2 separate regions of the Homo sapiens genome follow, and region 2 is linked to region 1. A link is an interaction called in ENCODE POLR2A ChIA-PET data of the cell type or tissue named here. Cell type or tissue: PC-9. All regions are shown on one strand. Links, peaks and the distances in the headings refer to the core of each region. The heading gives the core; the rest is flanking DNA. Region 1 holds the start of CIRBP (cold inducible RNA binding protein). Region 2 holds the start of PRSS57 (serine protease 57).

Region 1 (9,912 bases), core at 1,896-9,895:
CCTGGGTCCCCACCTGCCTCTGCTCCTTGCCCAGCCAGTCTCATCTCAGCTCCCCCAGGGACCTGGGACCCGGGACGGAAGCTGGCCATCCCGCAACCACCCCTGTGCTTGGGCCGGCCTCCCCCTCACCTGCTATAGTAGTCTCTGGAGCCTCCGTAGCCCCCACTCCTGGACTCGAACCGGTTCCCCCCATAGCCTCGGTCCCCTCCTCCTGCACATACAGGAAAAAGTGAGTACCAGCTCCCACCAGCAGTACCTCACAGCATCCCCAAGGGACCCACTCATGGCACTCACCTCTAGAGAACCCACGGCCCCGTCCTCGGCCCCCACGGAAGAAGCCCCGGCCCCCGGCAGAGCCACCACGGTACCCACGGGATCGGTTGTCTGACGACTTGCCTGCCTGGTCTACTCGGATCTGCCGTCCATCTACAGACTGGAGACAGAGGGCGGGACGGGTTAGCAGGTGGGTGCCCCATCCTCGAGACGGGACTCCTGCTCAGCACCCTGATCCTCACCTTCCCATTCATGGCCATCATGGCATCCTTAGCGTCGTCAATGTTCTCAAAGGTGACAAACCCAAATCCCCGAGATCTCTGGGTCTCCCTGTCTTTCACAACCACCACTGTGCAGGGGAGAGAGGTCTGCAGTCAGCACCCAGCTGTACTTCCAGGTAGGAGGAGCACAAGCCCCCCCGCCCAGGGCCGCGGGCCCAGCAGCAGCCTCACCTTCAGAGATCTGTCCGTACTTTGAGAAGACCTGCTCCAGCGACTGCTCATTGGTGTCAAAACTCAGCCCTCCAACAAAAAGTTTGCCTTCATCTGATGCCATGGCGGCCTGTGGCAGACACCAATGAAATCCTCAACAGGGGTCATCTCTCACCACCTCTCCCCGCTTCCTATTTTATGTAAATGACATGTGTTTTTTAGGGGAAATATTAGAAAATCAGATTTTTATTTTTCATTATCTCAAACTCATACCTAGGACTTATTTTTTTGGGGTCGGGGGCAGTGTGTCTAACTGTCACCCAGACTGGAGTGCAGGGGTCACTGCAGCCTCCACCTCCTGGGCTCAAGCAATCCTCCTACCTCAGCCTCCCAAGAAACTGGGACTGTAGGTGTACACCACCACGCCTGGATAATTTTTTTAAATTTGTTTTAGTAGAGATGGGGTCTTGCTCTGTTGCCCAGGCTGGTCTGAAACTCCTGGGCTCAAGCAATCCTCCCACCTTGGCCACCCAAAGTTTTGGGATTACAGGTGTGAGCCACCGCACCCAGCCACCTAGGACTTCTTAATTCAAATAATTTACTCCATCCACCCCCAAGACTGAAGGCAGGCCGCACCCATTTCCACAATGGGTGTCTCCCTTCCCCCACAGCCTTCCAGTTGTGCCCTGGGCAGGACTGCACTCTCAGGTTCTCCTATTTCCGAACGGGTGCCAACTCCTACCCTAACCAACTGACATCTACTTGTTGCTGGACCAGAACGTGCTTCTGCTCACTGTAAAATGCCTCCTGAGACTGGGGGGGGGGCTGGCTGTCAGGGAGGCCGCCCCGTCCTGGGGGGCACCTCAGGGCAGGTACTGACTTCCATAGCCAGGACCTAGGCCGGGAATCGGGAAGGGATGGCCCCGGAAGTGATAAGGCAGGATTTCCAGGCAGGGGAAGTGGCATTTAGGAGAACTGGCTATTTAAGGGGGCGGTCAGTGCTGACACAGACAAAGCATTCACTGGCTGGGAATGGCCGCCACCCAGTGGCTCTGAGAACTAGACTTGGAAGTCTGGCACTGGGAGCTGTGCCAACTTGGACCAAACTTTGGGCGCAAAGCACGACGTGGCAGACGAGGAACCACACTAGAACGGGCCACGCCTACCCAAGATTTACGAGGCCGTCCTTTCCCTCATGCAATCGCAATGGGAAAAGGAGGAAACTAAGGCTCGGTAAGCAAAAGCGTTGGTGTGTGGATACCTCCAGCCCCAAGGCCGGGAAAGCGGCCCTGGAGACCGGGGGCGCCACGTGGCCCCGCCCCCGCCGCGTGCGCATGCGCCCCGCGCGCACCCTGCGCCACTCCATCCGGGAACTCGGCGCTCCCGCCATTTCGCTGGGCACAGCCTCGAGCTCGCGGCCGCCATTTTGCGGCGGCAACCGGGTCGCCGGCGGCCCGGACCGGCGGGGAGAGGCCCTCTGGCCGCTACTCGGCCCAATCTCCCGCTGTCCCTCGCCGCCGGCGGGGCGGACTCCACCCCGGGCCCGCCCCCTCCCAGGGGCGTGCCGCTGCGGCCCCGCCTCGCCTGGCCGCCGCAGGCCGCCCGCCGCCCCGAGCTCCTCGGAGCCGGTGCAGCCAGGGCCCTCACCACTGAGTCGGGCAGGTCCCTGACGCAAGCGGGAAGACAGCGCACCACAACGACCCGAGCCTCCTAACGCGCGAGTGAGGGGGGGGCGTCCCCGAGCCCGGCCTTATATACGCTTCCGCCGGGCCCCGCCCCCTACACATCCTGGGCCAATCAGAGGGCGCGCCTGCGTCTTATATTCATGAGCTGGGGGCCGAGTCTATCTCGGTTCCGCCCCCTCCCGCGGACTGGTGTCGGGCTCGACTATTGGCCGAGACGTTTGCAGTCCGCAGTCCTCCACCCGCGCTCGAGGGGGCGTGACCAGCGCGCGGCGGGGCGGGGCGGGGCTGACCCAGTTACGCGTGCCTGCTCCCTGGCCTGCGGCGGGGAACAAATGGGCCTCTAGCCCCGATTCCCAGGCCTCAGGCCTCATGGGGACTTCTGGGTGTCACTGGGACCCCGACTTTGCCTGTGCTCCAGCAGTCCCGACATAACAACCTAGCCCAGATCCCCTACCCAACCAAGACCCGGCTGTCAGACATCCCAACTTCATCTGAACCCCGACACCTGTCGTGATATTCTTGCCAATACAACCGACGTCCCAGTTTTCCCAGCACCCCAGCACTCCATTCCTGCCATCAACCCCATGCCCACCAAAACCCCAACAGAGACAACCCCATTCATGCGAACCCCAATATTCGCAATCCCAATTCTTCCTACATCGCCACACTTTGGTGCACCCCAACTTTACGCAACCCAGTTTGCCTACAAACTCCAACCCGCACCCAAGCCTAACTCCCACTGGAACCGCGATTATCACGGCTGGGTGCGTGGCCCACACCCCCACACTCGCCTGGCCGGATAGTGTTGTGCGTCCCTGCTGTCGGGTGCAGGCGGACACCCCGAGTCCCCACTGCACCCCAGCACTCCGCCCGGCCCTCGGCCTCCCCTCCCACCGTGCTGCACAGCAACGGCGCACTCGCTCCCCACGCGGGGCCAGGCCCACTCTGCTCCTCCACCCAGGCCTTTTCTCTCCTTCCACAGGCCTCCCCTACTGAGCCTGGTTGGCGGAGGGGAGTCTTAAAGCCGCCGCCATCTGGAGAACCAGCTTTACAAGGACCCTCACTCACTACTCTTCGGCGGCCCCAAAGCCTCTGGGGGGCCCTCTATGGCCACCACTTGCTCCTCGCCCAGGAGTCATCTCATGCCGCCGCCTCCCCCAGCCCTGGTGGAAGAAGCCAGCGCGGACCCCTGCCTCTCTGCCCCAGAAAGTCTTCGGAGGGATGACCCTCTGCTGACAAGCTGGGGGAAGTTGGCGTACAGAGACCCCCGCTTTGCTGCTCATCCCAGGGAAATCCCGGCCCCACTCCTGACCTCAGACTCACTTCCACCCTCAAGTGGATCGAGGTGGGGGTAGCCAGGGGCGCTGTCTCCAGTGACAAGGTCTCTGGGACCCCTCATGGGCTCAAGACCCCCTCCCCCAGGCAGCAGCTGTGTGATTCATCACCACCCCCTCTGCACCTCGGGCCCCCCCACTACAGCCGCCCCACTCCCCGTCAGCGGCAGCCGGCTGCTGCGTCAGCCACTCACGCAGGGTGGTTATTAAAGGAGAGAGACATCAGCACCGAGCTCCCCTGCGCCCGCCGTCCATGCGGGAGGGGCCACCCACCCACTGGAGCCCCAGACGCGGGCGCCACATGCCCAGCCTGGGAGCAATTCAGGCCCATTCTTTCTGATCTGCGCCCCCAGCCCCCAGCCCCAGCAGTCAGCGCGGTGGACGTTCTCTGACCCAGAGCAGCCCTTGTAGGGGGGGAGTTGGAGGGGGTGCCTGGTAGTCACAGCGGCCCCTGCATAATTGCGTAATTCTTGCCGCTCCCCCCAGCCCATCGTTCCCTGGTTCTGTGAGCCTCTGCCTTTTCCTGGTTTTGCGAAGCGCCGTGTTCATTCATTCATTCATTCATTCAGCCAGTGCCTAGTTATTAAGCGCTTACTACGAGCGGGTTCCTGGGTGCGGGCTCCGTGAGTGTCCGCAGCCATCCTGGGTTCCCAGGGTGGCGTTGACACGCACCTGCGCACACCTGCCGCTTTGCATCTGTGCCGAGCACTGTGCACCGGCTTCCAGGTGTGGACCTGTGTCGGTACCTGTGCCTCTGGGGTCAGCTGCGTCTGCGAGCACCCGTGACTCCCAGGTATCTCACCGCGATCCTGTGTCCCCACCGGGGGTCTCAGGCGGCTGGGACCCCTTCATCCACCCCTGCTGGCCACTGACCATGCGGGACCCGACCGGGACGCGCTGCCCGTTGCGGACACCAGGGGGCGCTGCGGCCTCGCTCCGTCCGCGGCGTTTGGCTCGAGCGGCCGGGCTCCCGGTGCCGCCGCTCCACGCAGACGCCTCGCGTGGGAGAGGGGGCCCCGCCGCCCAGCCCTGCGCGGCCACAGCGCACAGTCCTCGAGGGGTCCAATCTCGCGGGGCGAGGACGCAGCCTGCGTGTCGACCCCCAGCCTCCCGCCGCCCCCGCGCCTCGGCCCCAACGGAGGAGCTCAAAATAGCCGCGCCGGGCGGGGGCGAGACTGCTATTCCGGGCCCGACGCGCGGGGCTCGCCCCTGCCCGGCGAGGCGCGGGGATCAGTCAGAGTCCCCGAACCTGCTCCCCGCGCGTCTGTCTTGGGCCCCGTGGGCCCATTCACAAATCCGCCCCCTTTCCAGCCTGCCGTCTCGGAAGGGGCGCGCACCTCCTGCACCCTGATACTCCTCCCGGGCCTCCTCCCCTGCGGGGCGTCGCCATGGAGACGAGGGCGGAGCTCCCTCGCTCCCGCACCGCCCACTCCGCCCTCCCCACGGGGCCCCGCCCGCCGGACGCCAGGTCCTCCCCCGACCCCGACTAATGACCGGGCGGGAGGCGGTAGAGAGCGTCTAGGCCTGCGACGGGCGTGGCCGAGGATGAAAGGCGCGTGGGGGGGACCCCGGGGCCGCATAATTACCGCCTCCTCCTAGCCAGGCGGGGGCCGGGACCGTGCACCTGGCGGCCGCCCCGCGGGGGCGCAGAAATAGGACCGTCCTGGCAGAGGCTGCAGCCGACCCAGCTGGCCCCACTACGCGGGGCCCAGAGCCAGGGTGGGGGATGCAGAGACCGGGCGTGCGGGTTGCCAGGTGTGGCGCACATGTGTGCCCGTGGGCAGAGTACAGAGACACAAGCTTGTGTGGACACGAATGTGTAGCTATGTGCGAGTGCACACGGCGTGGTGAGTGCAGGGACCCCAGGCCGGCCTGCGTCGGTGCGCAGGGCATATAGGGGCGTGCACGCAGTCTTGGAGGTGTGTGCACAGAGCCCCCGGCACCCGCGTGTGTGCAAAGACACAGGAACCCGTCTGCGTGGCGCTGTGTGTGCAACCCAAGGAGGTGGGCGCTTGGACTCCAAAGTGTGCGCTTATCCGGATGTGGATGTGGGGGCAGCCGGGGACAGGGCTGGGTGTGCGTGACTCGGGTGTGCCGGGACCCACAGAGCATATGTGTCCATGCCTGGTGCTGTGACTCATGTCCCTGGGGTGGGCACGCGTGCTGTGTCAGCGGGAGCCGCGCCTCCCAGGGCAGCCCAGAGTTCCAGAAGCCCAGAAGAGGAAGGGTTAAACCTGCCTCTTCCCCCAGCTCCCAGCTGAGTCCAGGGCTGGGATCTCAGGTCCCCTGGGAGGCCCCGCGCGCCCCCCCCCGCCACCCCGCCCCACCCCCGGGCCTGAGATTCAGGGGCTGCTACACAGGAAAGCCGGACTGAGCTGCTCCCCAGCCTCAGTTTCCCTCCTGTTCCTCGGATGCGTTCGCAGGGTGGGTCGGCTTCCCTTCCCTGTGACTCACCCCCTCCCCACAGGCCTGAGTCACAGCTCAGGAATGTGGAGGCTGGGAGGCCCTGTCTACTCCTGCCCCGGCCAGGCCATCCCAGCAGCCCAAAGGCCAGGCCTGGGCCACAGAGGGACATCCCCGGCACACACACCCCGCCACAGGCCACACACAGGTGCACACCCACACCCCTGCTTCGTACCCACTGGACACAAAGTCATACACCATGCACTCGGCATCCGGAGACCCTGCCTGCCACAGGCACACGCAGTAGACAGGCTGGGGACAGGACGGACCCCGACCTGCCCTGGGGTCACACACCTGTTTGCTCTTTCAGTACACAGGATACTGCAGAGACATAGGTGACCCCTTCTGCTGGGGCGCAGACCAGCCAAGCACATGTGGCGGACGTGTAGTGACGTGCACCCATGCGTGTCTGTGACGTGCAGATCAGGTGTCTGTGAAAGGCCCAAGACCCTGCATGGCCCACGGACACCCTAAAGCTGACCGAGGCTTAGGCTCGCCTGCGTGGACGCTGGGGATGCAGCCACCTAGTTTCTGAAACTGGGAAAAGGTCTGGGGGCTCCGGAGCCCCCACCTCCATGCAGCCTCAGATGTTGCTTAGCAACAGATGCGCGCTCTGGGGTAGGCGGATGGATCTCCACCTGGGCCCAGTTCCCTCTCATGGGACTACACGTCCTGTGCCTAACAGAGAGGTCAAAGAGTGGGGATTTCCTGCAAAGCCAACCAGGCTCAGGGTGGCCCTGCCTAGGGTGGGAGGTATCTCCATGGCAACAGTGGAGTGGGACAAGTGGAGAGTATTTCCCCACTCTCCCAGGCAGCTGCAGGGGCTCAGGACCTACGGAGTGCAAGTGAAGACACCTATGTTGCATCTTGCTGGAGAGGCACCTGGCACCTGCCCGCCCCAGCGTGCCTGGAGGGTTCCCACATCCAGACGGACAGACGGGCCAGGGGACACCCGTCCAGGCAGCCATGGCTGCTCAGCCACAGTCCCTGGAGGGTCAGGGGCCCAGCTGTGAGGCAGGCGGTGCCCAAGACGCTCTCTGGACCGCACTGCTTCATCTGAGAGGTGGGCATGCCAGCAGCACCTCCTGGGGTTAGAGGCGCACAGGGAAGACCTGGTAGGAAGTCGGTCAAGGGCAGTTAGCAGCAAAAGACAGCTCCACGCAGCGCCAGGCTTTCCTTGTTGTTTGCTTCCTTGATGTGGCAGTCCACATGGAATCATCCCGTATGCAGGCCGGGAGCGCTGGCTCATGCCTGGAATCCCAGCACTTTCGTTTGAGTCCAGGAGTTTGATACCAGCCGGGGCAACATAGCTAGACCCTGTCTCTACAAAAAAAAAAAAAAAGCAAAATTAGCTGGGCATGGTGGTGCTCACCTGTAGTCCCAGCTACTCAGGAGGCTGAGGCAGGAGGATCGCTTGAGCCCAGGAGTTCCAGCGAGGCTGCAGTGAGCTGTGATGGAGCCACTGCGTTCCAGCCTGGAAAGAGAGTGAGACCCCGTCTCGAAAATACTAATAACTGGGGCCAGGTGTGGTGGCTCACACCTGTAATCCCAGCAATTTGGGAGGCCAATGCGGGTGGATCATTTGAGGGCAGGAGTTTGAGACCAGCCTGACCAACATGGTGAAATCCCTTCTCTACTAAAAATAAATAAAATTGGGCTGGATGCTGTAGCTCACGCCTGTAATCCCAGCACTTTAGGAGGCCGAGACAGGCAGATCACTTGAGATCAGGAGTTCGAGACCTGCCTGGCCAACATGGGGAAAGCCCGTCTCTACTAAAAAAATACAAAAATTAGCCGGGCGTGGTGGCGGGCGCCTGTAATCCCAGCTACTCCAGAGGCTGAGGCAGGAGAATCACTTGAACCCGGGAGGCAGAGGTTGCGGTGAGCCGAGATCGCGCCAATGCACTCCAGCCAGGGCGACAGAGCGAGACTCCGTCTCAAAACAAAAACAAACAAAAATAATAATTGTCCCGTATGCTAACTCTCCTGTTTCATTTGTATTTCCAACATGCACAGAAAGACTTTTGGAAGGCATAGGTTGGGGCTCGCCTGGGAACCCCTCTCCATCCCCCACCCAGACTCCAGCAGGCTGGAGTCAAGCTTGGCTGGGCAGCGGAGGATCACTGGTGCACAGAGGGGTGAGTGGGTGAGTGTCTGTGGCTGGAGGCCCTGGGGGTGTTCCTGCCCCCGCCCAGGCGTGTGTTGGTTGTGGGGGAAGGCTGCTGCCCTCTCTGTATCTGGTCAGGGCCCTCTTTGTATCTGGTGACAGCTGCGGTGTGTGGTGGGACTCTGCAGGCTGGAGTTTTGTTTGGGGAGGCCTTGGCCCAGGCTGAGCAAGGAGGTTCTGTTTGTTTTAGGGTCACACAGTGGATTGAGGTTGGGGACAGGTATATGGGGTGTGTCTGGGGGGGGGGGTTGTGTATCTGGGAGCCTGGCACACCAGCCGCACCCATAAATGCGTGGCCTGTGGAGGGCTGTCCCGGGCGTGCTGGTCGGGGGTGTGGGATGGCTGTGCAGGCCCCTCGTGGGATGGCACCCATTGGTTTTGCTTGCTCTCCCCCAGGGCTGAGTGTGGGTAGCGTCCTGGGTATGGGGCATGTGCCCTCCGTGGAAACCAGCTGTCTCCCTTGCCCCGCTCCACCCACATTCCAGAGGGGTTGGGGGTGCCCTCCCAGGCTCCCGCCCGCTCCTCGACCTCCGACCTCGGCCCAAGCCCACTCTCTCTGCTCTGGCAACCGAGGAGGCAGCTGGCTCCAGGGAGGGACTGCAAGGCGGGGGAGGAAGCTGGAATGTGCCCCGGGGTGAAGGGGGCCCCCAGAGAGGGGGCGGAAGCAGGGGAGGGACGGAGGGGCGGAGATGGTGGTACTGGGTTGGGGAGAGCGCCAGAGATCGGGACAGAAATAGAGAAAGGCAAAAGAAAGAGAAATGGAGGGAGTGAGAACCAGAAAGAGGGTGGAGGCAGGGCCCAGGTGACAGCCTCCCCTCCCCCACCCGCTGGGCTGGGCTGGGCTGCTCACCTGTCCCAAGTGACCCCAGAGGCAGCCAGTTCTCTGCCCTTCCAGGGCTGGGCGGCCCGTGGGTGGGGCTGCACCAGGCTCCTGGGTTGGGCCCCAACGCCCTTGGCCACGGGGTGGTGGCGTCCCCAGCCTCCAGCCCGGTAACTCCCATTCCCATGGTGCTGGGAGAGGAGGGCGGGTGGGGCAAGGCCCTGTGGGGGCGGCTGTGCCCGGGCACTGGCTCAATCCCTCCAACCCAGTGGCTCTAAGCCAAGGGCCTGGCTTCCACTGCTGTCCACCCTAGCCACCTCCCAAGGCAGCTCCAAGGGCGCATTCGGCCACCCCCAGAGGACTCCGGCCTCAAGCCAAAAGCCATGACCTCCACTGACCTTCTCCTGCCCGCCCACAGCTCCGCGTCTCCCCAAGCACCGCTCACCTGTGAGATCACCGCCTGGCAGGGACGCCAGCACGGGCTCCCAGCCACAGGGCAGCTCCCACCCTGCGAACTCCAGCTCTTCCCAGGCCGCTCCAGAGGCCAGGCTGCACAAACACCTTGGCTAGTCTCCCCACCTGGCACAGGCCCTGTTCACTCCAACCACTGCCTTCTCTGAGCACACACCAAGTTGGAGCCCACAGCCAAGCAGCGGGCGGCCACGGGGGATTCCTGCCTCCTGAGTCCTCAACTCTCTTGGCCCGGAGCTCACACCGGCATTTCAGATTTTCTCCTTCC
Region 2 (10,203 bases), core at 924-8,923, 570 kb after region 1:
TGGCAAAACCCCGTCTCCACAAAAAATGAAATAATGAGCCGGGCCTGGTGGTGGCAGGTGCCTGTGGTCCCAGCTACTTGGGAGGCTGAGGTGGGAGGATGGCTTGAGCCTAGGAGGTCGAGGCTGCAGTGAGCTTTGATTGCACTGCTGCACTCCAGCGTGGGCGGCAGAGCAAGACCCTGTCTCCCTGTCTCAAAATAAATATATACATAATAAATGAGGCTGGGCGCGGTGGCTCACACCTGTAATCCCAGCACTTTGAAAGGCTGAGGCAGGCAGATCACGAGGTCAGGAGATTGAGACCATCCTGGCTAACGTGGTGAAACCCCATCTCTACTAAAAATACAAAATATCAGCCGGGCGTGGTGGCGGGCACCTGTAGTCCCAGCTACTTGGGAGGCTGAGGAAGGAGAATGGCATGAACCCAGGAGGCGGAGCTTGCAGTGAGCCGAGATCGCACCACTGCAGTCTGGCCTAGGCGAAAGAGCGAGACTCCATCTCAAGAAAATATAATAATAATAATAATAAACGAAATGGCACCAATTTATTCTCTGGCAGTGCTGGAGGTCAGAAGCCCCTGCAGGCCCTTCTGGGCTAACGTCAGGGCATCGGTAGGGCTGGCTTTTCCCGGAGGCTCCAGGAGAAAATTCGTTTCCTGCCGTTTTTTAGCTTCCAGAGGCCGCCCGCATCTCGCAGAGCCCGAGTTCGTTGTGGGGCCTTTTCATACCTTCCTTTCCACGCATTTCCTGTTGCTTCATTTCACTTCATTCTTTATTGAGAACACTTTACATTTGGTAAAACACAGGTCTGGAGCGTTCAATGATGACTTTTTTTTTTTTTTTTTTTTTGAGATGGTGTCTCGCTCTGTCACCCAGGCTGGAGTGCAATGGTGCAATCTTGGCTCACTGCCACCTCCACCTCCCGGTTCAAGCGATTCTCCTGCCTCAGCCTCCCAAGTAGCTGGGATTACAGGCACCTGCCACCACGCCTGACTAATTTTGGTACTTTAAGTAGAGACGGGGTTTCACTATGTTGGCCAGGCTGGTCTTGAACTCCTGACCTCAGGTGATCCACCTGCCTCGGCCTCCCAAAGTGCTAGGATTATAGGCGTGAGCCACTGCACCCGGCCCCAGCCTGTTCATTATTAAGCGCTGACGAGCACCCCACTGCTAGCCACTGCCGTGAACGCCATCACCCGGCTGTGTGAGCTGCAATTTACGACCTGAACTTTGCCACTAAGAACGCTCCCACTGAAAGGTGAAGACCTGCCGGGCTGGGCGCGGTGGCTCAGGCCTGTCATCCCAGCACTTTGGGAGGCTGAGGCAGGTGGATCACCTGAGGTCGGGAGTTCGAGACCAGCCTGACCAACATGGAGAAACTCCGTCTCTACTAAACACACAAATTTAGCGGGGCGTGGTGGTGGGCACCTGTAATCCCAGTTACTCAGGAGGCTGAGGAAGGAGAATCCCTTGAACTCAGGAGACAGAGGTTGCGGTGAGCCAAGATCGCGCCACTGCACTCTAGCCTGGGCAACAAGAGCAAGATTCCTTCTCAAAAAAAAAAAAAAAAAAAAAAAGGCCGGGCACCGTGGCTCATGCCTGTAATCCCAGCACTTTGGGAGGCCGAGGCGGGCGGATCATGAGGTCAGGAGATCGAGACCATCCTGGCTAATATGGTGAAACCCCGTCTCTACTAAAAATACAGAAACAAAATTAGCCGGCTGTGGTGGCGGGCGCCTGTAGTTCCAGTTACTCGGGAGGCTGAGGAACGAGAATCACTCGAACCCGGGAGGTAGAGGTTGCGGTGAGCCGAGATGGTGCCATTCCACTCTAGCCTGGGCAACAAGAGCAAGACTCCATCTCAAAAAAAAAAAGAAAAGAAAAAAAAGGTGAAGACCCCCATGTACAGCCATGTCCCACTGGACTCCGGATCCCACAGAACGTCAGTGCTACAGGCTGGGGTGCGGTCACTGCCTCATCCTCACCTCCTAGCATGAGGTCTGGTATACACTAGGCACTCAATAACTGCTGAATAAAGGCAGAAATCTGCCAGGTGCAGTGGCTGTCTTCTGTGATCTCAGCACTTTGGAAGGCCGAGGAGGGAGGATCGCTGGAGCCCAGGAGTTCGAGACCAGCCTGGGCAACATAGCAAAACCCCACCTATAAAAATAAAATAAAATAAAGGCAGAAATCATCAGAGCTTCCCAGGAGACCGGCCTTCCTCGCTGTCCCCACAGCCCTGAGGTCGGCCCTGGGTTTGGAGATGGGAAGACTGGGGTTTGCGGGGTGGGGGCCGGAGGCGAGCTGCGGGTCTCGAGTGCCGCTGTGACCTCGGTTCCTCGGAAAGCTCCCCACACATGCTGGGCCACGTGGAGGCTGGGTAAACTGAGGCACAGAAGGGTCAATTGCCTTCCCGAGGTCACTTGCAGCCCCAGAGCTGTCTCCTCCTCTCCCTGTTTCCGGACTAGGGGACAATGATTATTATCAACATGATTATTACCAGCCACCACCTGAGACCATCGATTTCTCAGAAACGCCCGCCTGGGCTCCAGGCGTTGCTGGTGGGGCCTCCCGACCACAGGCCACAGCCAGGCTCCCCCTTTCCGGCCGTTGGCTGAGGGTGGGAGCCACGGCCCGAAGACCTCTGCGGGGAGACGCCAGCCTGCGTCTGCCATGGGGCTCGGGTTGAGGGGCTGGGGACGTCCTCTGCTGACTGTGGCCACCGCCCTGATGCTGCCCGTGAAGCCCCCCGGTGAGGAGCCCCCCGGGATCCCCACCCAGGCCCCCGCCAAGTCCCCGTACGGGGGCCACACCCGGGAACCCCCAGTCCCGGGAGAACCCTGGGGAGAGCTCCACCTGCTCCATCTGCCGAGCCCCCGTGGCTGCCTCTGCTGGAAATGGATGGAAATCCGGCCGGGGTCTCTGCCCAGCCCAGCCCTGGATCTCCCGGGCTCGGGAGCCCCTCCCAGCGCATCTGGGGGGCTTGTCTGGGCTCTGTCTCCAGCTCTCTGGGTCTCTCCGTCTCTAATCTCACCCCCTGTCTCTGTCTTGGCCGCTACTTCTCCCCCTGCCCTGACCCCAGCCCCGTCATCCGTTCCTCCCGCCTCGTCCCTGACTCAGGCCGTCCCTCCAGCAGGCTCCTGGGGGGCCCAGATCATCGGGGGCCACGAGGTGACCCCCCACTCCAGGCCCTACATGGCATCCGTGCGCTTCGGGGGCCAACATCACTGCGGAGGCTTCCTGCTGCGAGCCCGCTGGGTGGTCTCGGCCGCCCACTGCTTCAGCCACAGGTGAGCTCACCTGTCGGGCCCCTTCTTTCTGGACACCGTATCCCGACATGAGGGGGACTCCAGGCTGGTGGGGGAGCTGGGGGCGCCGTGGCTCCTGCAGGAGGGGGAGTCTCAGCAGGGGCTGGATTTAAAGGGCAACAAAGGGAAAACAGGAGGATAAGGCAGGGAGGCAAAAGAAGCACAGAAGAAGCAACAGGCGCAACAAGTACATATTCTGTTACTGTAACTGTCACTATGTTCTTTTTTTTTTTTGAGGCAGTCTCGGTTCCCCAGGCTGGAGTGCAACGGTGCAATCTCGGCTCACTGCAACCTCCACCTCCCGGGCTCAAGCGATTCTCCTGCCTCAGCTTCCCGAGTAGCTGGGATCACAGGCGCCCACCACCACACCTGGCTAATTTTTGCATTTTTAGTAGAGACTGGATTTCACCATGTTGGCCAGGCTGGTCTCGAACTCCTGACTTCAAATGATCCACCCGCCTCTGCCTCCCAAAGTGCTGGGATTGCAGGTGTGAGCCGCCATGCCCTGCCTCGTTTTAAACATATTGTTATAATAACTATTAAAATGTATATTGGGGCCAGGGTGGGTGGGTCCCCTCCTGCAGGAGCCCCCACCAGGCACGGGATAGGTTGGTCCTGGGCTGCAGTGTCCCCAGCTCCCCCGCCAGCCTGCAGTCCCCCTCACGTTGGGACACGGTGGATTGTTTGAGGTCAGGAGTATGAGACCAGCCTGGCCAACATGGTGAAACTCTGTCTCTACTAAAAATACGAAAATTAGGCTGGGTGCGGTGGCTCATGCCTGTAATCCCAGCACTTTGGGAGGCCGAGGCAGGAGGATCACGAGGTCAGGAGATCGAGACCATCCTGGCTAATACAGTGAAACCCCATCTCTACTAAAAATACAAAAAAATTAGCCGGATGTGGTGGCAGGCGCCTGTAGTCCCAGCTACCCAGGAGGCTGAGGCAGGAGAATGGCGTGAACCCGGGAGGCGGCGCTTTCAGTGAGCCGAGATCGCGCCACTGCACTCCAGCCTGGGGGACAGAGCGAGACTCTGTCTCAAAAAAAAAATACGAAAATTAGTTGGGCATGGTAGCAAGTGGCTGTACGTATCCCCAGCTACTCGGGAGGCTGAGGTAGGAGAATCACTTGAACCCAGGAGGTGGAGGTGGCAGTGAGCCGAGATGGCACCACTGCACTCCAGCCTAGGGGAAAGAGTGAGATTCTGTCGGAAAAAAAAAAGTTAATTGTGGTTTTTGCCATTTAATTTTTTTCGTGCAATTACTTTTGCACCAACCTAATATTATCACGGGGCCGGCGTGAGCATTAAATGGATTACTGGGCCTCCATTTCATAGATGAGTGGACTGAGGCCCAGACGGGCAGCCGTCACCCCCATCTCACCCACCCCCTCCTCCCCGCAGAGTCCTCCGCACCGGAGCTGTGCTTCTGTGGTCCCAGCTACTTGAAAGGCTGCTGTGGGAGGATCGCTTGAGCCTGGGAGGTCGAGGCTGCAGTGAGCTGTGATCACACCACTGCGGCCTGGGTGACAGAGTGAGACCTTGTCTCAAAAAAAAAAAAAAAAAAAAGGCCGGGTGCGGTGGCTCACGCCTGTAATCCCGGCACTTTGGGAGGCCGAGGCAGGCGGATCACGAGGTCAGGAGATCGAGACTGTCCTGGCTAACACGGTGAAACCCTGTCTCTACTAAAAAAAAATACAAAAAATTAGCCGGATATGGTGGCGGGCGCCTGTAGTCCCAGCTATTCAGGAGGCTGAGGCAGGAGAATGGCGTGAACCCGGGAGGTGGAGCTTGCAGAGAGCCAAGATTGCACCACTGCAATCTTGCCTGGGTGACAGAGCGAGACTCCGTCTCAAAAAAAAAAATTAAAGAAATAAAAAAAGGAGAATATTGAAATTACTGTAGTTAATATTATAATTGAAATAGAACTTATAATAAATATAATAAGTATTATCTTCATTCTAAATATGTTTTTATAATAATGATTCAAATTAATACCACAACTATTGCAGTTAATTCTATATTGGAGGTAGGAAAAATAATAAACATAATTATTAATTTATTATCATAATATTAAGTTGGGGGCTGGGCACCGTGGCTCACGCCTGTAATCCCAGCACTTTGGGAGGCCGAGGCAGGTGGATCACTTCAGGTCAGGAGTTCGAGACCAGCCTGGCCAACATGGTGAAACCCTGTCTCTACTGAAAATACAAAAATTAGCTGGGAGTGGTGGCGCACGCCTGTAGTCTTAGCTGCTTGGAGGGCTGAGGCAGGAGAATCACTGGAACCCAGGAGGCAGAGGTTGCAGTAAGCCTCGATTGCACTCTAGCCTAGGGGACAGAGTGAGACTCTGTCTCAAAAAAAAAAAAAAAGAAAAAAGGAAAAGAATATTAAGTTGATGCAAAAGTAATTGTTTTTTTTTTGTTTTTTTGAGACGGAGTCTTGTTCTGTCGCTCAGGCTGGAGTGCAATGGTGCAATCTCAGCTCACTGCAACCTCCGCCTCCCAGGCTCAAGCAATTCTCCTGCCTCAGCCTCCCGAGTAGCTGGGATGACAGGCATGTGCCACCACACCTGGCTAATTTTGTATTTTTAGTAGAGACGGGGTTTCTCCATGTTGATCAGGCTGGTCTTGAACTCCCGACCTCAGGTGATCCACCCTCCTCACCCTCCCAAAGTGCTGGGATTACAGGCGTGAGCCACCGTGCCCGGCCTGGGCCTCCGTTTCATAGATGAGTGGACCGAGGCCCAGGACGGGCAGCCCTCACCCCCGTCTCACCCACCACCTCCTCCCTGCAGAGACCTCCGCACTGGCCTGGTGGTGCTGGGCGCCCACGTCCTGAGTACTGCGGAGCCCACCCAGCAGGTGTTTGGCATCGATGCTCTCACCACACACCCCGACTACCACCCCATGACCCACGCCAACGACATCTGCCTGCTGCGGGTGAGCCCCGGGGGTGGATCTGACGTATGTTTAGTTTTTGAGACAGTCTCTCGCTCTGTCGCTCGGGCTGGAGGGCAATGGCGCAATCTCGGCTCACTGCAACCTCAGCCTCCCGGGTTCAAGTGATTCTCCTGCCTCAGCCTCTCAAGTACATGGGATTACAGGTGCGCGCCACCAAGCCCATCTAATTTTTGTATTTTAGTAGAGACGGGGTTTCACCATGTTGGCCAGGCTGGTCTCAAGCTCCTGACTTCAAATGATCCACCTGCCTCGGCCTCCCAAAGGGCTGGGATTACAAGCGTGAGCCACCGAGCCCGGCCTACTTTTCTTTTCTTTTCTTTTTTTTTTTTTTTGAGTCAGAGTCTCGAACTGTCACGGGGGCTGGAGTGCAATGGCGCCATCTCGGCTCACTGTAACCTCCGCCTCCCAGGCTCAAGTGATTCTCCTGCCTCAGCCACCCAAGTAGCTGGGATTACAGGCACTCGCCACCAGACCTGGCTAGTTTTTTGTGTTTTTAGTAGAGATGGGGTTTCACTATGTTGGCCAGGCTGGTCTCGAACTCCTGACCCAGTGATCCACCCACCTCAGCCTCCCAAAGTGTTGGGATTACAGGCGTGAGCCATCGTGCCTGGCCATTTTTTTTTTCCAGGCTTAATTCACTTTATTTTTCGTGTATAAAACCCTATGTTGTAACCACAGCTGGAGCCGGGCGTCTGCACGGAGACTCTGGTGTGAGTCTTCACAAGATGGCCAGTGAATACCTGAAAGAGAGACTTGGGGAATACAGAGGTCAGGGGTCAGGCAGCTGTAGGTCTTAGAGAGGATATCAGAGGCGGCCTTGGCAAAGTGGCCCAGGGTGGCAGTGCAGCCCCTGGCTAAGGTGTAGCAGTCACCGATACCAGCCATCATGAGCAGCTTCTTGAGCACAGGCGCCCAGACGATGCCAGCGCCCCGGACACGGGGATCAGGCACACCAGCGCAGAGCCGCAGCGGCCTGTCACCTTGCCAGGGACGGTGTAGGGCTTGCCGATCTTGTTCCCCCAGTAGCCTCTGTGCATGGGGACAACGGAGAGCTTGGCCAGGATGACGGCCCCGATGATGGCAGTGGCTACCTCCTTGGAGCACTCAACACCCAGACCGACGTGGCCATTGTAGTCCCCGGTGGGAACAGACGCCTCGAACCTGGTGCGCTGGCCGGTGCGGATCTGCTTCTGCACCGGCATAATCTCCAAAACCTCGTCCTGGAGAGAGGCCCTCAGGAAAAGGTCAATGATCTCAGATTCCTTGATGGGCAGGGAGAAGAGACAGATCTCCTCCAGGGACATGATCTTTATGTCCTTGACCAGGCGGCCCAGCTTGGTGACAGGCGTCTACTCCTTATCCTCTGTCTTGCCTCTGTGAGCTCCGCGGCCCCAGCCCGGAAGCCAGTGCCGAAGCCTCGGGGGAAGCCAGCGCCGTTCCCCATCCCAGGGCCGCCCCACTGCACCGACGTCATCCGCCGTTTAGTGTTTTCCAGGAGAAGCAGCCCTGGGCTATTTTTTTTTTTTTCAGACAGTATCTCCCTGTGTCCCCAGGCTGGAGTGCAGTAGCACGATCTCGGCTCACTGCAGCCTCTGCCTCCCAGGTTCAAGCGATTCTCCTGCCTCAGCCCCCCGAGTAGCTGGGATTACAGGCGCCCGCCACCACGCCCGGCTAATTTTTGTATTTTTAGTAGAGATGGGGTTTCACCATGTTTGCCAGGATGGTCTCGATCTCTTGACCTCGTGATCCGCCCACCTCTGCCTCCCAATCCTGGCCTATTTTTTGAGACGGAGTCTCACTTTGGCACCTGGGCTGGAGTAAAGTGGCACAGTCAGGGCTCACTGCAACCTCCATCTCCCGGGTTCAAGCGATTCTCCTGCCTCGGCCTCCCGAGTAGCTGGGATCACAGGCACCCACCACCACACCTGGCTAATTTTTGTATTTTTAGTAGAGATGGGATTTCACCATGTTGGCCAGGCTGGTCTTAACTCCGGTCCTCAAGTGATCCGCCCACCTTGGTCTCCCAAAGTGTCGGGATCACGGGCGTGTACCACTGCGCCAGGCGAATTTTTATATTTTTAGTAGAGACGGGGTTTCACCATGTTGCCCAGGCTGGTCTTGACCTCCTGGACTCAGGCAATCCTCCTGCCTCAGCCCCGCAAAGTGCTGGGATTACAAACCTGAGCTGCTGCGCCTGGCCTGACTTAGGTTTTAAAGACAGTTGGACGTCAGGTCCCATTCCTCCTGTGCCCTGGACCCCCCAGTGGCTCCCACCTCCTGCAGGACAAATCCTCCTGGTGCCCACAGGCCCTGCTAATCCATGCCTGTCACCTTTCTGACTCGAGGCCAGCAGACCTCCCGGATGGGCCATCCCATCCCCAGCACAGTCTCCGCTCCGAGCTCTGCACCAGCTGTACCCAGTGCACCAGTTCCCCAGACACCGCGAGCCTTTCCCCTCACGCCTGTCAAGTCTTTGCTCAAATGTTACCTTCCCAGGAGGCCGCCCTGGACCACATACCCCCTCCCTGCAACCCTGTTCCAGCCCCGTCATCACCTGCTAACCCCTGGACCACCCTTCCGGCCCCGTCATCTCCTGCTAACCCCTGGACCACCCCGTCGTCACCTGCTAACCTGTGGACCACCCTTCCAGCCCCGTCGTCACCTGCTAACCCCTGGACCACCCTTCTAGCACCGTCGTCACCTGCTAACCCCTGGACCACCCTTCCGGCCCCGTCGTCACCTGCTTGTCACCTGCTAACCCCTGGACCACCCGCTTCCTCATTCCCGCTTCCTCTGAACCTAACGGGCAGGGATTTTTTATCACCTTTATGGCCATTTATGGCACACAGCAGGCGCTCAAAGTTTATGCTGAAATGGAATGAATGTGCCTCTCGGGCCCCTGCCCTGTGTGGAGGAGACGCTTAAAGTCCCTGTGTGGGGCCGGGCGTGGTGGCTCACACCTGTAACCCCAGCACTTTGGGAGGCCGAGGCGGGTAGATCATTTGAGGTCAGGAGTTTGAAACCAGACTGGCCAACGTGGTGAAACCCCATCTCTACTAAAAATAAAAAAATTAGCTGAGCCTGGTGGTGGGTGCCAGTCATCCCAGCTACTCGGGAGGCTGAGGCAGGAGAATCACTTGAACCTGGGAGGCAGAGGTTGCCGTGAGCCGAGATCGTGCCACTGCACTCCAGCCTGGGTGACAGAGTGAGACTCCATCTGAAAAAAAAAAAAAAGTCCCTGGGTGGAGTCCTCCGGGTGGGAAGCTGCTCCTCCCACACGTGGTGCATCCATGCAGACCCGCCTGGCCCCCTCCTGCTCGAGGGACGACCCCTTCCCTGACGCTTCTACCCAGCATCCCAAAATTAAATTCCAGAGGCTGAGGCAGGAGAATCGCTTGAACCCGGGAGGCGGAGGTTGCCGTGAGCCGAGATTGCGCCACTGCATTCCAGCCTGGACAACAGAGCAAGACTCTGAAAAAAACAAAAAAAAAAGGAGGAGGAGCAAGTGCCAGTAGCCAAAGCTTTTGGGTGAATTTTTCTCATCTGTGAAACCCTGAAGCCTGGAACCAGCGCTGGTTCACCCAGAGGCCATCGCACAGATGGGGAAACTGAGGCTGAGCGAGACATCAAGAATGTCAGGAATGAACCCAAGACGCACAAATCAGAGAACCAGAGACAGGGATTGGAGCCGTCCTTCCCAGGCCCATTAACTGAGCATCAGCTGTGTGCCAATTGCCAGGGCCAGGGCCAGAGGCCCGGTGCTGGGCCACACAGAGCCCGGGGTGTCACTCAGTCTTCACTGGGTAAACCGGCCTCAACAGGCTGCAGGGAGCCCAGAGAAGACTCACGTGCCAGCCTGGGAGTCTGGGAAGACTTCCTGGAAGAGGTGGCATCCATGCTGAGATGGCTGAATAGGAAAAGTGTTTCAGGCTGGGGG

Evidence for each region. Peaks named below come from ENCODE experiments on the same cell type or tissue, not always from the same donor. Only the 100,000 strongest peaks of a DNase experiment are listed, where the experiment ranks them.
Region 2: POLR2A ChIA-PET joins it to region 1 with 10 read pairs; 2 of 35 experiments call an interaction of 5 or more read pairs at or near these places.

The regions. Positions count from the first base shown.
Region 1 is chr19:1,261,850-1,271,761 of GRCh38, reverse strand. CIRBP (cold inducible RNA binding protein) reads right to left here and starts at 2,430. Exons shown (of 6, transcript NM_001300829.2): 1 at 2,352-2,430; 2 at 726-834; 3 at 516-622; 4 at 295-433; 5 at 130-211. The coding sequence starts at 828. CIRBP-AS1 (CIRBP antisense RNA 1) reads left to right here and starts at 1,502. Exons shown (of 2, transcript NR_027271.1): 1 at 1,502-1,937; 2 at 3,372-4,291. LOC105372236 (a long non-coding RNA gene) reads left to right here and starts at 5,221. Exons shown (of 3, transcript XR_936233.3): 1 at 5,221-7,249; 2 at 8,203-8,332; 3 at 9,592-9,912. It also overlaps LOC107985303. RefSeq lists silencers at 1,814-2,123, 2,174-2,333, 2,544-2,753, 4,364-4,413, 4,554-5,443 and enhancers at 8,172-8,221, 8,262-8,351, 9,542-9,851. In PC-9, for the core only: CTCF peaks have their summits at 4,445 and 4,649 (motif pointing right); DNase peaks (open chromatin) are centred at 2,551, 5,251, 6,211, 9,331 and 1 weaker place; H3K4me3 peaks cover 3,947 bases; H3K27ac peaks cover 1,905 bases.
Region 2 is chr19:687,900-698,102 of GRCh38, reverse strand. PRSS57 (serine protease 57) reads left to right here and starts at 2,651. Exons shown (of 5, transcript NM_001308209.2): 1 at 2,651-2,751; 2 at 3,136-3,289; 3 at 6,101-6,245. The coding sequence starts at 2,673. It also overlaps the pseudogene RPS2P52. In PC-9, for the core only: no CTCF peak of the experiment used is centred there; no DNase peak of the experiment used is centred there; H3K27me3 peaks cover 1,837 bases.